Linked DNA regions of Homo sapiens: region 2 is linked to region 1. Evidence: chromatin loops called from intact Hi-C (ENCODE). Cell type or tissue: heart right ventricle. All regions are shown on one strand. Links, peaks and the distances in the headings refer to the core of each region. The heading gives the core; the rest is flanking DNA. Region 1 overlaps TBC1D1 (TBC1 domain family member 1). Region 2 overlaps PGM2 (phosphoglucomutase 2).

What was found. A loop is a pair of places that touch in the nucleus more often than their neighbours do. Peaks named below come from ENCODE experiments on the same cell type or tissue, not always from the same donor. Only the 100,000 strongest peaks of a DNase experiment are listed, where the experiment ranks them.
Region 2: it touches region 1 in a loop (2.4-fold over the local background); 54 of 110 quality-filtered maps call a loop at or near these places.

Annotation. Positions count from the first base shown.
Region 1 is chr4:37,980,004-37,988,707 of GRCh38, reverse strand. All of the region lies in intron 2 of TBC1D1 (TBC1 domain family member 1), which reads right to left. Among named protein-coding and RNA genes, the nearest start is that of PTTG2, 24 kb to the right of the region's middle. RefSeq lists an enhancer at 6,427-6,526. In heart right ventricle, for the core only: no CTCF peak of the experiment used is centred there; no DNase peak of the experiment used is centred there; H3K27ac peaks cover 4,847 bases.
Region 2 is chr4:37,830,325-37,839,028 of GRCh38, reverse strand. PGM2 (phosphoglucomutase 2) reads right to left here. Exons shown (of 14, transcript NM_018290.4): 3 at 4,305-4,411; 4 at 1,416-1,500. Among named protein-coding and RNA genes, the nearest start is that of PGM2, 8.0 kb to the right of the region's middle. In heart right ventricle, for the core only: no CTCF peak of the experiment used is centred there; no DNase peak of the experiment used is centred there; H3K27ac peaks cover 1,850 bases.

The DNA.
Region 1 (8,704 bases), core at 359-8,358:
AAAGAGCTCTGTTTGGATCTTAGCTGTGGCTTTGGGAAAGACATCTCACCTATAGTGGGCTTCATGTTTCTTCATCCTTAAAAAGAGGGAATGCAGCTAAGCAACTACAAAAGTCTTCCTCCACCCCTAAATTCAATGATGATGATGGTTCACGAGTACTAAGTGCTTAATCTAGGTACTAAGTGTGTTATGTGGATAAATCGTCAACCGCTTAGAGGATAGCTGTTTATCATCCCCCCTTTAATGGATGAACACATTAATGTCTAGAGAAAAAAATAACTTACTTAAGGTCATCCCTCCACTGGTAACTGGTGGAGAGATCTGACCTAGACCAATGATTTCAGGGGCCCTTTCCTCCTTATCAAAGGTAGACAATCTAAGATAGTTGGCTTGACTTGCACTCACAGGGACACAGATTCTGAATTGAATACAACTGTAGCAATCATTTAACACAATGTTCTCATTTTATAGATCAAGGACTGAGGCCCAGGCAAGTGTAACTTGCCCTAGGTCAAAAAATGTATTGGAAACACGTGCTACACCCTGCTGTTCCTAGACAAGTTCATCCAAAAGAGTGCTTGACGGTTTACATGCACTTACATCAGCTCACGTGATGCCAAACAAGGCTACCTGATGGGCACCTGGCATTGATCATCTTTCCCACTGTCGCCTAGCCAAGGCTAAACAGCAAACACAGAGCACACTGGGACCTGCACCCCACGCCTGCTACTGCCTGCCTAGTGTGCTATCTATAGGCCGATAAAACATCCACAGTATGATGCTCTGGAGAGTCTATGCAGAATCGACTCCTAAAGAGAACTTTCCAGGTAAGCTGAATAACTATGAAACATGGTTCTGTGGTACTTTGAAAAGAATATCAGAGAATAAGTGAAAACACTCTAAAATCCACAACTCAAGTCAACGAGAAAATGCAATCTCATGTGGTCACTCAAAACTGACCTCTTTCGGTCTATCATTGAATTGTCTTAACCTCCTCCCAATCTTCACCTTCAATCTTCTATGTGATTTTTCTCTTATTTCCTGTTTCCTTCTCTCCCTAACTGAGAACATCACAAAATTCAGGGATTTAAAAAAATGTTACACTTCTTATATAGTTTCCATATGGTATATCTATTTTTAAAAGCAGATTAGTTGAATGTTTTATGTCTCTCACCTAAGAAAGGGGAAAAAAGTTCAGTTTCTCAGTGGAACAAGATATTTTTCTAAGCTCTGCTGCCCTTGTTTCACATATTGAACATGCGTTGTAATCCCCGTTACAGAGACAATGCAGGTACAACAGATAAAATATGAATTTAGAGCCAAACAAGTCAAGCTTTAATCTTATTAGCTAGGACACGGTACCTAGCCTTTCTGAATTTCAGTTTCTTCATATTTCTTTCCTGAAAAAAAAAAAAGTGGAAGGAGGAAATAATACCACTACTGCCACAATTATTTTGAGAATTAAATTAATTATGAGACTTCTAACACAATGGCTGGCACATATAAAGTTCTGAAAAATATAATCATCTCTTCCCTTGTTATTCATGCTAAAATAATTGTCCCTTCTATTAAATGCCATTTGCAGTCGATGTTTTTCTGAGCAAAGTCAATCTCTCATATTAGAGGGAAGAGATCCATTACACACACCTACCCCATCTCCCAGAGGATGCCTTCCGGGAAACAGGAGCACTCAGTGAATGGGTGGGTCACTGCAGCCCAGTGCTAGGGAGCTAAACAGCCACATTAGACATTGGCAACTTGCACTCTCTTCAAATACTCAGGCTGTGCTTCTTCTTGCACAGTTAACACAACTGGTTGGTCCTACCAGGCTGCAGAGACACCCTTCACATATCAAAGGATCCCCACCCACCCCAACCCGACTACTCAGGCTTCCTCTCCTTGCTCATTTCCCTGCAGGCATCTTGACCTGAAATTTGCAAGAATACACTCATCAAGGGGTTAAATAAAGTATCCTGGGTCAGGCACAGTGGCTCGCACCTGTAATCACTTGAGGCAGGCAGATCACTTGAGGTCAGGAGTTCAAGACCAACCTGGCCAACATGGCGAAACCCCATCTCTAGTAAAAATACAAAAATTAGCCAGGCACGGTGGCGGGCACCTGTAGTCCCAGCTACTCTGGAGGCTGAGGCAGGAGAATCACTTGACCCCGGAAGGCAGAGGTTGCAGTGAGCCGAGATCGCGCCACTGCAATCCAGCCTGGGCAACAGAGCAAGACTCCGTCTCAAAAACATAAATAAATAAATAAAGTATTCTGAAATACAATATATTGTTTGATAGATGTGCATAGTTTTGATTTTAGTAAAACAGTTTGAAGATGAAAGTGCAAACAAATCAGCAGAGCAATATTAACAATGTACCTCAAAAACAGGTGTCCAAGAACTTTTTAAGTTCTGCCATAAACTAGCTGTGTGATCTTGTTCAAATCAAGTTACTTCATCGCTCTGGGTGTCAGTTCCCCATGTAGAAAAGAACAAATGGAATTACATTCAAGATGACATTCTGGTTACACCGTAATTACATTACTAAATCCTACTAGAATGACCACCACCCTAAGCCACAATTACTGATAGGTATTTGAGGGCCATAGGCAGTGCTGGTATGAAAGAAAAGGTCTGAGTAATTTATTTATACTGATGTGCCTTCCCCAAGGTTAAAAATCAGTGGTCTCAAAAACAAGGCAAACAGTTGGAAAGCAACCTTGAATCATTCTGAAACATGCTAGAAAACTACCAGTAGTATTTCCTCACTATTCCTTTTCATAATCCACCACATCAATGACCTACAATTACCCTTGACTTCACTCAGACCTCATCTTCTAGTCTCCTCCAAAATCCCAGCTGAGTGATTCTTCGTGCATATATCACATTAAAATTAAATTATCTCCACAGGTCTCCCTCTCCCCATTAGACTGCAAGCTATTCAAGGGCTGGGCCCATGTCCTACTCATCTCAGTATCTACCCTGCCTAATACCACACATGCCATTAACTTAAACTGCCCATTCGACCATGTTTTAAATGGTTTACATCTGAAGATAGTCTTCACAATTTCCTAAGCAGATTTTGACATTAATGGATTTTAAAATAGGAACTATTTTTAAAAAGATAAATACAAAACAAGTATATATTAAGTTCATTTCAGACACAAGAAAACAGGCTCAGCAAAGTTAACTTAGCCAAGTTCAACCAATGTAAAAGAACAGAGCCTGTGAGTCTAATCCCATTATAACATGACAGATATAAAAATGATTTACAGGAAAATAACCAAAGTGCATGAAAATTAAGGTAATTTTTCTGTCAGCTTTTTCATATAAATTTAACAAAAGAGCACAGAGTACTTGTTCACCACTCTTCCAACAACAAAATCAGAAATCATAGAAATTTTAAAATGGAAAAACCAGATACTTAAGATTAGATTCATAAATATCATAAATATAGGCTGGGCGCGGTGGCTCACGCCTGTAATCCCAGCACTTTGGGAGGCTGAGGCAGGCGGATCACAAGGATAGGAGCTTAAGACCATCCTGGCCAGCATGGTGAAACCCCGTCTCTACTAAAAATACAAAAAAATTAGCCAGGCATGGTGGCGCGTGCCTGTAGTCTCAACTACTCGGGAGGCTGAGGCAAGAGAATTGCTTGAACCCGGCAGGCAGAGGTTGCAGTGAGCCGAGATCACGCCACTGCACTCCAGCCTGGGTGACAGAGCAAGACTCCATCTCAAGAAAATATATATATCATAAATATAACCAAATAAAGGTCTTCCTATAGGTTGTACAGATGTTCGTGAATATTACTGTGCATTCTAAAATAAAATTCAAAAGCACTAACATTTTCTTTTTTTTTTTTTTGAGACAGGGTCTCACTCTGTCACCCAGGCTAAGTGCAGTGGCACAATCTTGGCTCACTACAACCTCTGCCTCCCAGGCTCAAGGAATTCTCGTGCCTCAGCCTCCCAAGTAGCTGGGATTACAGGTACACGCCACCACACCCAGCTAATTTTTGTATTTTTCTAGAGATAGGGTTTTGCCATGTTGGCCAGGCTGGTCTCAAACTCCTGGCCTCAAGTGATCCACCCACCTCAGCCTCCCAAAGTGCTGGGATCACAGGTGTGAGCTAACACTCCTGGCCTAACATTATTTCTATTCCTTAAAAGTCAATCAAAAGAAAGGGAGTAGGACTACATCAGCTGTCATTAAAGAAACATAAATTAAAACATCTATGAGGTACCACTACACACCTATTAGAATAATCAAATTCCAGAATACAACATCAAATGCCTGTGAGGAGCAAAAGAAATTCTCATTCATTGTTGATGGCAATACAAAATGGTATAGGCACTTTGAAAAGCAGTTGAGTGCTTCTCACAAAAACAAACATAATCTTACATTACAATCTATCAATCATACTTCTTGATATCTACTCAAAGGAGCTGAAAACTCATATCCACACAAAAACCTACACAGAGATGTTTATAGTAGCTTTACTCATAATTGCTAAAACTTGGAAGCAACCAAGATGTCCTTCTGTGGGTGAATGGATAAACTGTGGTACATCCAGGCAATTAATATGATTCAGCACAAAAAAATGATCAAGCCATTTTAAAAAAAAAAGCACACAGGAAACTTAAATGCATATACTTAGTGAAAGAAGCCAATCCGAAAAGGCTACATATATACTGTATGATTCCAACTACATGACATTCTCTATAGGCAGAACTATATATACATGCTCTATAAATAGTATGAAGATTAGTGGGTTGCCAAAGGCTTATAGGAAGGGAGGGATGAATCGATCACAGAGGACTGGTAGGGCAATGAAACTACTCTGTATGATATTATAATGCTGGATATACGTCATTATACATTTGTCCAAACCTGTAGAATGTATATCACCAACAGTGAACCCTAATGTAAACGATGGACTTTGTGTGATAATCATATGTCAATATAGATTCATCAGTTGTAACAAATGCACCATTCTGGTGAGGAATATTAATAACAGGGGATGCTGTGCATGTGTCCCCTGTTCTTCTGTTTCTATCAAAACATCTGTGAGTTTACTATGAAAATCACAAAGCTTGAGAAGTTCAGTGGGGACAGGGGCTATATGGGAAATCTCTGTAACTTCCACTCAATTTTGCTGTAAACCTACAACTGCTCTAAAAAATAAAGTATATTTAAAGAAAAAAGGGAAGAAGAAAAAGCTGGGCACAGTGTGGTGACCGTACAAAGCATCATACAGAATGAAATACACAGCTATAAGAGTTTGGGGGAGGGATGGCGGACACAGTGGCTCACGCCTATAATCCCAGCACTTTGGGAGGCCGAGGCAGGTAGATCACGAGGTCAGGAGATCGAGACCATCCTGGCCAACATGGTGAAACCCCGTCTCTACTAAAAATACAAAAATTAGCTGGGTGTGGTGGCACCTGCCTGTAATCCCAGCTACTCGGGAGCTGAGGCAGGAGAATCACTTGAACCTGGGAGGTGGAGGGAGCCGAGATCGCACCACTGCACTCCAGCCTGGTGACAGAGCGAGACTCCGTCTGAAAAAAAAAAAAAAAAAAAAGAGTTTGGGGAAAGATCATCTTTGGCCCCTAATGGGTCTTCACTGCTCCAGAATAAAATACCAAAGGGGTCTGTATGCCATGCTCATCCTGGTCCTCATTCGCCTCTGCTACTCCCCCCAGCAGTCTCGCTCCAGGCCCACCAACCTCCTGTGAGTGCAGCTCCACCAAGGGGCCTCCAGGCCTTAGCATACGCTACTCTAACTGCCTGGCACAACCTGCCCTTCCCGTTATTCTCTGCCCTGCTTAGTACATTCGTCAATGAATGAATGATTAATCAGAGGTGCTTCAGGAAAGGAATGAAGGATGAGGAGAGTTTTGATAGAAACAGAAGAACAGGGGACACACATACAGGTTAAAATCAGATTAAAGAATTTGTCTAAGGAAACAAATTATACTTTATCTTTTTTTCTCATCAGGCATTGCTCTGGGCTGTGTTCTATTTGTGGATTAGGTGGGATTTCTATCTCTGCTCTCCTCCATTCTCTTTCAGTAAAACCAACCTACGCCCAAGTTCCTGGCACACTCTAAGCAACTAGAGTTCCCAAAGCCCAAAACACAGCTGCCACCACTACCAGATAAAAAGTGCTCCACAGGAACTCTGCTGAAATCCTGGTCAGGGTTATACCAGCTTTGCTTAGCCGAGGCAGCACATTTTTCAAATTCAAGGAATGGTTTGACTATGACAAGGAGTTCTCCCCTCCTTATTAAACTCAAGCATCCACTAATAAAATGTAGTATGAGTCTACAGAAGAAAAAAAAATTTTAAAACAATACATCACATTAACCTAGGACACACATCAAGGACAAACCAACACTGGACTGACTTCAAGCAACACAAGAAAATTGTTGCCTAAATATTTGCTATAGTCAGATTCACACCTTACATAGGAAGGCTGCTGTGCTGTGTGCTGGTAAACAGAAGGGCAACTCCTACCGCCTACCGGCACCCAAGGTGGGCTGGTCTAGTCTGCAGGAAACCTCAAAGGTAAATAAATAAGCCCAGAGTCAGGACAGAACTTTGCATGGAAGCTGTGCTTAGAAGAAAGAGATGATGGAAGGGCAAGTTGTACTCGTACTCAACATATAAATAGCAATTAGTTACTCGGTTATTTGCACCAAACACAGACAAACAAGATAGCAAAGCCACTGGGTCACATCATTTCAAAATACAGACAATGACTATCCACTGGTATTCCTTTCTTATTACTGAGGTCCAAGCTACCACTATCACCTCCTATCCGAACCAAAACCACCTCCTAAGTGGTCCCTCTGCTTCCATCCGAAATATACATCAGCTGACATCACTCCTCTTTTCCACATCTTTAACGGCTTCTGACTACACTTAAAAGCAAATCCAAACCCCATTCTAAGCCTATGGAGCCATAAACAGCCTGGCCCACCTTACCCCTCCCCACTCAAAGCTCAGTGCTGTGCACCCAGCTGGATATATTCCAGCCATACCTCCCTTCTCCCTGAGGCCTGCCTGGAGCATGTTTCCTGCCCTCTCACCAGTCAGATGGAATGCCACCCCTGCACCACCCCAGCCCGGAGCCACTTACTTCTCTTCCTCGCACTGATCACCATCTGAAATAATCTTGTTCACCTATTTGCTTGCTGCTTTGCTATCTCTCCCATCTAGAATTCCATGAAAACAGGGGTCTGCTTGTCGGTTGCTAAATCCCCAGCTCCTCAAATAGTACCTATTATAGGTAGGTTATCCATAAATATCTGCACTGAACACATTTGTTAAATGACCTGTTGAATGAATGGTGGCTAGATAAACCAATGTTTTAAAAGTAATGCCCAAATACGGAAAACCTGGTTTTACATAAAATATTAATTAGCAATCAGTTACTTGCTTTACAAAAGGATTCTGTGGGCTGGATGCAATGGCTCACACCTGTAATCCCAACACTTTGGGAGGCGGAGGTGGGCAGATCACTTGAGGTCAGGAGTTCAAGACCGGCCTGGCCAACCTGGTGAAACCCTGTCTCTACTAAAAATACAAAAATTAGCTGGGCATGGTGGTGTATGCCTGTAGTCCCAGCTACTAGGGAGGCTGAGGTGGGAGGAGCACTTGAACCCAGGAGGCAGAGGTTGCAGTGAGCCGAGATCGTGCCACTGCACACCAGCCTGGGCGACAGAGTGAGACTCAGGGTCAAAAAAAAAAAAGATTCCTTTTTTAATGCATCTTTAAATATTTAATTTACAAATCTCCAGGGTGCACACTTTTTAAAGGATAATCTATTGTGCAGAGTGAATTAACTCCTCCAGGACATAAACACTGCTTATATACAAAAAGTACCTAATAAAACACTTGTTGAATGAGCACTGGAAAATACACAGTTAAATGCCTTAATTAATACATTAAATACACAGTTAAGTACTTTATTCATAAGGTAAATACTTAATACACACCATAAACTATATGAAACTATACTTGGATTTGAAACACAGCAAACTTGGCTATATTTAGTTCTCATTTTCCATTTTTTCTCATAAACTGACATATGTATATTTAAAATCTACCAACTTGAGATACCAGCAATAATCTTAGCTACAAACTTTATAAGCAGGTGCAAATCCAAATAAATTCTGGAAGTTACTTGGCAGTTCTGCTGCAGTCAGTTTTGACTAACAGATACATGGAGGCATAGAAACAGTAGATATACTCAAAACTGACAGGTTGTTGGGGACATCTGTGAGTTTACTATGAAAATCACAAAGCTTGAGAAGTTCAGTTTTATTTATAAACTGCGTAAAAAGTCAAGTGTCCCCACTGAAAGACTAATCAAGAAATCACACTGCTATAAAGCCCAGCCACATTCTTGATGCAATGTACACCTGCCCTAATGTTCCAGATCATGTCCAATTTTTTTTAAAAGTACATCTTATGTTTTTCTTTCTTCTTTAAACAGATAATCTCTTTAAAACAAAACTCTCCCGTTTTGGCTTTATTCCTACATCATGAAATTGCCCACTCTACACATTCAATATTCACACAATACTAATGCATCGTGCAAGAAAAACACATTCATGCTTGGCCGGGGGCGGTGGCTCACACCTGTAATCCCAGCACTTTGGGAGGCCGAGGCAGGTGGATCACCTGAGGTCGGG
Region 2 (8,704 bases), core at 338-8,337, 150 kb after region 1:
CATCTCTACTACTTCCCAAAATGGGAGAAGGGGTTGGATTATTCCCCCTACTGTGGCAAATGACATTGATTACACACAGGCAACCTGAGATTTAAATTGTCCGTCCCCTCCACCCTTTCACCAAGAATCACTGCAGTCATTGAACACCCTGGAAGTTATGTCACATCTCTCAGGTGTTCTGGGCCAAAGAAAAGGGGAGGACGACTCCTCAGTGTGGGCAGAGGATCATGATACACTGGTTCAATTCATGTCTGACATAAAATTAATAGCTATTAACACTTAGTACAGAAGGTAATTAGGATGCTTGAATACATGACAATTTTTCCATCAAACAATGAAACCTGAACTACATTTAGATGTGAATAGAGTGTCTAGCAGGTTATTTACAGCCTAGGGGTGCTGCATCTACCTGTCAGTGCACTAGAGCCGGCAAACACAAAATGAATTGGAACCTCCTTCTGTAGCAATACAGTCTCATTTCTACTAGATGTGACTAACTGCATCCAAATCACATTTTCCAAAACATATTCTCAGCATCTGGCCCAGCTCTTAAAAGTTTTGTCTATGTCAAAGCAACAACTGTCATAGTCCCTACTGTCTTCTTCTTTAGATTGTGCTACATGAAGGATTTGATGAAAGTCTTACTCAAATATGCCGAGCATGCTCTCTGTACTAGCCATGAATAGTATTTAGAATAAAACATTTGTATAAAACAGGGGTGTGCCAGCTTGTCAAAAATATTCATGACAAGACAGGGTTTGAGGTGAATTCAGATTTCGACACAAGAAGTTTCCTAATTGTGATAGCTGAGAAAAAGAACTACAAACCAAATTTAAAAACAGAGAAAAGGCCGGGCGTGGTGGCTCATGCCTGTAATCCCAGCACTTCCGGAGGCCAAGCTGGGTGGATCACCTGAGGCCAGGAGTTCGAGACTAGCGTGGCCAACGTGGTGAAACCTCGTCGCTACTAAAAATGCAAAAATTAGCTGGGAGTGATGGCAGGCACCTGTAATACCAGCTACTTGGGAGGCTGAGGTAGTAGAATTGCTTGAACCCGGGACACGGAGGTTGCAGTGAGCCAAGATCGTACCATTGCACTCCAGCCTGGGCAACAGAGCGAGACTCTGTCTCAAAAAAAAAAATTTGCTGACTCTCTCGAATACCCTTAGAATGCAAAGAAAAGGAAAACTGCAATTTAAAAAAACCAATTCCAATGAATCAAAAGTTGAATACCAGAGAAATATTACTAAGATGTGGGAGAAACATTCCAGGAGAGAAGGAAATGTCTCATACATGCCAAGGAACTCCTCTGTCATTCAAACAGTCCAATCCCAATAGCCCTAAAGACTATAAAATTCAGCCAAGTCCCATCCCTGATCATGTGACAGGAAATTATGAAAGGAAATGGCTACTTACCACAAAGGGGGTTGGCGTTATATCAGAAAAGAGGTACACAGGAATCCCCTGACTGATAAATGTGGTTGCAGCAAGTCGGGCAAACCTGAGAATGCAGAGTGACAGGGAAGAAAAGGAGAGTTGAGTGATCAGGACTGTGAGTGATGGAAAGAAGGAAATGAATGCTGAATGTTCTTTAGGGTGAATGCAGCATCCAGATCAAGGACAGCATTTATTATAATCTTTACCCTGGCATGGGACAGTAAAGCTGGAGGACTCTCAGGAGTCATCTCATTTCACTCTTTTGTTTTATAGAAATGGCACTAAAGCCAAGAAAGGTCAGGCCCCTTTCCCCGGTTCTAACAGCCACTTAGTGGCAGAGCCAGGCTGCTTCCTGGCCTTTCAGCTCTCTGTCTATCTCAGTGGTTCTCAGCCAGGGCAAGTCTGCACCTTCTCCTTCCAGGCATCTGAAATGTCTCGAAACATTTTTGCTTGTCATGCTGGGAAATGGAGAGAGTTGCTACTGGCAGCTAGTAGGGAGAGGTCAGGGGTGCTGCTGAACACCTTACAATGTACCCTACAACCACAACAAAAGATCATCCAGCCACTGTGCAGTCACATGTCAACAGTGCAGAGGCTGAAAATCCCAGCCTAAGCCTATCACAATCCAGCGTACACCACACAGACTGGAATTTGATTAGAGATTGCTTTATTTGAAATATAAAGACATCCTGGAGTACGCATGTGTGTATACACACACACACACACACACCCATACACATATATACATCTTGGTTCCAATCAGCCTTTGAAAGAAAACTTAATTCTTTGACATTTTTCTCAACTTCCACAGAAACTTGCTTAGGGTAAGACGCAGAAAATGGCATCAAATCTTCCTTCAAGCTGGTGTAAAATACGTTACCACAAATAAATGAGCGATTTACTTAGAATGAACAACATTATACCACCCCTGTGAGTTAAACAATCAGATCATTCTTACTCTCCCCAAATACTTCTTGGGCACTAGCTTCGCCGACACTATTCTGAAGGCTGGCTGGGGCACAAAGAGCAGATCGCCACTCTCTCTCTCTGTTACAAATGTGCACAAAAAAATGCAATGCGTTCTCTGCATATACTTAACAGTTACTGCTTACGTTCCCCACCAGATATTTAAAATTGGAAGATTAAAGGATAAACATCTCCTCGGGCGAAATTCAGAAACTGCAATAGTTTCCAACTCCTTACGAAGATTCCATTCACTCATCATGAATATTTTACCATGTGTTGGTTAAACACTTACATTATGATCTCTAAATGTCTCACGCGTTACAGGTGATAGAGAGTAGCCTTGAGTTCCACTCCATCCCATCCCATCAAACTCTGAGACTTGAACCATAAGCTTAAATCAGTAACATCACTCACTTTAAGGAAATGATACGGCTCCAAGGCCAGGGCAAAAAAATCTGTACCTTAATTGATAATGTTAACATATCTCTGAAGGTTGTATCAACCAGAAGCAGGGCAGTCAGCCCAAAATGAAGAAATTTACGCAGCTCAGCAGACAGACTTAGCCACATACGTGCACTTTGCATGCTCTGAGCAAAGGATCTGACTTGCCCTGGGGCGGCAGAGGAACACGGTCACGATTTAGTTCTGATTGTACATCCACTAACTGTAAATGACAAGCTGATATGCTGGTTTATACCACATCATTCTCTTGTGAATGTAGTTCATGTGCATCTATCCCCCAGAGCTATAACTTTTCTCTTGCTTTATTGACAAAAAGCACATTTTTGAGCTGCAAAGCTAAAGACTAAAAATCTTATGCCCTCCTGAGTTGAACCTGGGGCTGATGCCACCGGGTGATTTTCCCCGGCTATGCACCCTTCCTCACGGCCACACGTTTGTCCCCACGAGTGCTTCTGTCTTAGATTGGAAGCTCCTGATGGGCAAAGATAGGACTCTATAAACTCATCCAGCTCTGTAAAGCTAATAAGACTTTTCATTAATATTCAATATGTGTAATTCTAAGCTACTACTAATACTGATACTCTAGAATGATTAAAAATTCATCATAACAGAGGAAGTGTTCAAGTAAAAAAGAGGGTTATGTAACATGGTTACGGGCAGGGGTTGGTAACTACAGCCCATTTTGTAAGTAAAGTTTTACTGGAACACTGCCATGCTCCTGTGTTTATGCATTGTCGATGGATGTTTCTCTGCTTCATGGGAGAGGTGAGTAGTGGTGATGGGAATCATGTGATATGCAATGTGTATGATATCCACTATTTGCCCTTTAGAGAAAAAGTTTGCTGACCCCTGGTACTAGTGTCCTTAGGCTTAAATTGCGACTCCTCCTTTCACATTATAATCTCAGGGTAAAGAGATAAAAGTACATACCTTACACGTTGCTGTGAGGATAGAATGAGTAAATACATAAGTGTCTGGTTCATAATCAGCACTCAAATGATTGCTGCTATTACTATTATCATTGTCACCATCAGCATCATATGCCTTCAGCTACATAAGAGAGTCCCATTGGTTTGAGAATGTTTCAGAAATGCAGCTTGACGTGGGCGTTCAAGAGAGGGAAGGGGGTCATGAGGTTTATGAATAGCAGGGTAAAAATTATGTATAAAAAGGCAAATGAGAGGGAAAAATAATATTGCCAGTTTAAGAAATTTCTTTCTTTTAGCTAGGTATTACATTCTAAATTGTCTAAATAATTTTATTTCCTTAACCTAATGTAAAACCAGAATCTTTAAAAGTTGCCAAGAGAATTTACCCATTGTTTTTACAGTTAAGCAATGAGGCTAATGAATATATTAAAGTCAAGTTATTGAGATGGTGATTAAAATAAAACTGCAAAATAAATTATAAAAACATCATTTTGTAAAAATGTTTAAATACCTTCTGCTGCTACCCCCACTGGATGGATGAGCTCGGGCGTCAAAACTGATCACGATGCCTTTCTGCTTTAAGTCACTGAATTGTTTTTCCAGGTATCTGCAAAATCCCTACAAATACACCATAGATTTAAAAAGTATGTTTTAACATATTTTTATATATACCATATAGAAAAATTAGCCAAAAATTAAGTTTTCTCAAATTTCATAGAACACTATGGGAGAGAGGGAAAAATTCATCTCAGTAAGGAAGCAAACTGAACAATAATAAAATAACAGCTTTGTTTATTATCTATGTTTTTGTATTGGGCACTGTGTTAGTCATTGATCACTTAGTAGCTGTTATCTCTAACCTCAGATCAACTTTGTTAGGAAATTTTTTTTTTTTTCCAGAGACAGGGTCTTGCTCTGTTGCCTAGGCTGGAGTTGCAATGGCACAATCATAGTTCACTGCAACCTTGAATTCCTGGGTTTAAGCAATCCCCCCCTACCTCAGCCTCCTGAGAAGCTAGGACCACAGGTGCATGCTACCAGGCCCAACTAATTTTTAAAAATTTTTTGTAGAGACAGGGTCTTGCAATGTTGCCCAGGTTGGTCTTGAACTACTGTCAAATAATCCTCCTGTCTTGACCTCCCAAAATGCTGGGATTACAGGTGTGGGCCACTGCACCTGACCAGAAAACCCATTTTATAGATGGGTAAAATAAGCCTCAGAGAGGCACAGTGACAGTTTCAGATATTCGAGTAGCAGAGCCTGGATTTGTATCCAGGGCTGGTGAGAGGTAGTTCAGTGTAGGGCTTAAAAGCACATACTCTAGAAGCACAATCTGAGAATTTGTACTCCACGCTGCCACCTACAAGCAAATGACAAGTTCCTTAATTTCTTGGTGCCTTAGTTTCCTCTTCTGTAAAACAGGAATAACAATAATACCTACCTCATAAGGAGTAAATGAATGAAAACATGCAAAGTGCTGAGAATTCAACACCAACTAAGTACTATATTAAGTGTTTGCTGTTTTACGCATTATTTTTGTTGTTATTTTCCTTCAAAGCCATATAAAACAAAGAGAACTCTGGTTGATTGGGCAAAAATAATGATTCATTTTATATTATTTATTTCACTTTTGCTAAAGGAAGTCTTATTAAAATATACATAACTCTTTTTCTTTTGAGATGGGGTCTCACTCTCTCCCATGCTGGAGTGCAGTGACACGATCATGGTTCACTGCAGCCTCAATCTCTCAGGCTCAAGTAATCCTCTCACCTCAGCCTCCTGAGGTGCTGGGACTACAGGCACATGCTACCATGTCTGGCTAATTTTTAAAAAACAATTTTTGTAGAGATGGGATCTTGCCATATTGCCCAGGCTGGTTTCAATCTTGTGGGCTCAAGCAATCCTCCTGCCTTGGCCTCCTAAAGTGCTCGGATTACAGGCATGAGCCACCATGTCCAAGCCATAATTTTTATTTTGGGTAGGAGGGGATACATCACAGTCTTGTTGCGAGAGCCAAGCTAATTTAGAATGCCTTTAGCTTTTCCTTGACAAATACATTGCACTGGGATTATCTTCTGAGGCTGAGTGATACAAGGAAATAAGGCCATGTGTATTGGTTTTGTGGGTTCCCCAGAAGGTACCCAGATGCCTGATACTTCAAGACTTACAACAGTGACAGTACCCCTCTTCCTGCTCAACCCTTGAGCTGTGGCCCCAATGCTCCATGGGGCAAAAAAGCATTCACATCTCCAGATTCTCTAAAAATCTCGGAGGCCTGCTGAGGATGAGGACCTGAAAGAATGGCCAAGGGAAAAGGGAATTCTTATTCTAGATGAAAGACTCAGTGGGGGAAGAGGGAGGTTTTCAGAAATAAAATGTTATTATAAAACATAAGAAGCAAGTTTATGTGTATGACCTTCAAAAAGTAGAACTAAGACCAATATGTAAAGTCTACAGAAAGGCAGATTTTGGCTTAAAATAATGAAACCATCTTTTAATGAGAATGGTCCAAAGATAGAATGGCCTCTTTCAGAGGACAGTGAGTTTCCCATCACTGGTATGCTATGGCTAAATTAAATAATCTATGAACACAGAACCCAAAATAGAACATAAATAAAGCATAAATTAATTGGCAGGAGGAAATTATAACCTCTATCAATGAGGCAAACAATACAAAAGTTTCCTCCAGTCTCTGTCCTGTTTCCTTTGACATATTTTTGAATCACATACATCTGCTTCTTAAATGAACCAGGCAAACTTTGGGGTACCTCAGAATGAGGCTCCACACCCAGAGACCAGCAGGAAGGGCACCTATGCCACCATGAAAGTCTGATCAGTGAAAAGTGACAAATATATTTGCATATCAGCATTCTGCCAGGGAACACTACCCAAGACTGGGTAGAAACCTGGGTTGTTTGTTCTGGGAATCCTCTTGCCTCTAATTTTGAATCCACTCCTAAGATTTTAAAGATATACTTGCTGCTCAGATAAAACTTTCTTAACTCTTCACATCTCTGTCTCCTATTACAAGTATCCAAGAATAGGCTGAATGAGCACTTCAGAGTGGTGGGGTCATGGAGAAAATTATCCCAAGGGGTGTCTGGTTGAATTACATGACCTTTAGAATATTGATCATCTATGTTTACCACAGGGTTTACCCCCAGAGGAGATGAATTCTAGGATAAAAATGGGTAAGATAGTCCTTAATGGGAATACATTTCATTATTCTCAGAAACTAGATATAGAAAAATACAGGGGAAAAAGCTCTAGGTTAATCTAGAATCCCTTAGAAACCCCTAACAATTAGGCCCAATGGCAGGTGTAACCAACTGGATTGTCCAAAGATGGCCCCAGTAATATAAGCCATCTCACATGTTCCTCTTACAATGTGACATCAATGCTCCTTTAATGAGAAGTGGGTATCTATGTGCCCTCTCCTTGAATATGAGACAGCCTTATTGACTCACTTTTAACAAACCGAATACGGTAGAAGTGACACTGTGTGACTTTCAAAGCTACGTCATAAAAGTCAGCACAGCTTCCAATTGGCACATTCTCTCTCTCTCCCTCTCTGGATACTTCACTGAAAGCCAACCACCATGTTATAAGGAAGTCCAGGCCACATGAAGGGGTTCCAACCCCAGCTAAGATCCCAGCCAATAGCCAGTAATAATTTCAGACGTGTGAATGAAGGTGCCTTCAAATGATTCCAACCTCCAAACTGGCCCAGATGGTGCTGAGTGGAGCAGAGACAAGCTGTCCCCACTGAGTTCTACCAAAATTGCAGATTTGTGAGCAAAATAAATGTGGTTGTTGTTTTAAACCATTATGTTTTCAATGATTTGTTACATAGCCCTAGTAACTGGTACAGAAGGCAACCTTATTCAGCAGCACAGTTCCTATGTTATCCATGAACCAAACAGGATTCCCATACTTACCCCATTCTAAGTCTTTCCTCCAGCATCTCAGGGAGCCCTATTGCTTAATAACAATTTGTGACCAGGAGTTCCCATGGCAATTCTTTTTTTTTTTTTTTTTTTTTGAGACAGAGTCTTGCTCTGTTGCCCAGGCTGGAGTCCAGTGGCACAATGTCGGCTCACTACGACCTTGCCTTCCGGGTTCAAACAATCCTTCTGTCTCAGCCTCCCAAGAAGCTGGAATTACAGGTGCACACCACCACGCCTGGCTAATTTTTGTATTTTTGGTAGAGACAGGGTTTCACCATGTTGCTCAGGCTGGTCATGAACTCCTAGGCTCAAGTGATCTGCCTGGCTCAGCCTCCCAAAGTGCTGGGATTACAGGTGTGAGCCATCGCGCCTGGCCCCTGTGGTAATTCTATACCCTTAGATAAGCTTTCCTTGTTGGAGTTTTGTTACAACATGCCCAGCTCTGCCTTTTACACTGGGATGTATACGTGAGGCACATGTAATCACTATTAGGCAATTTTTTCTAGCCTTTCTTTTCCCACAATTAAAGTGACATTCATCATCAACAGGTCTAAGGTGAAGAAATACTGATGTGAATAATCTGTTCTATTTCATTTCCCTCATAAACAGTACTGCCAATACCCAGTAGAAGCACTTCTGTTTTGTCAAATTATCTCCTTCCTAAAAGCTGGGTCTAGATTCTGACAAAAATATTCACAAATTAAGACAGACTCAATCCATACTATAAAACAAAGGAGAACAGGCTCTTGGTAACTCCGGCAGTTAGAAAAGCTTTTTAGCACTTGCTATGTAATCATGGCAAAAATTACAGGACCTTAAAAGTTGTCAGCTTAGTTGGTGCATTTATACTGGAATGAAAGCTCCATGAGAGAATCTGTTTGTTCGAGTCATTCTTATATCCCCAGTGCTGGCACATGGTATGTACTCAATAAGTGTGTTAAATGAATGAATGAATGGATGGAT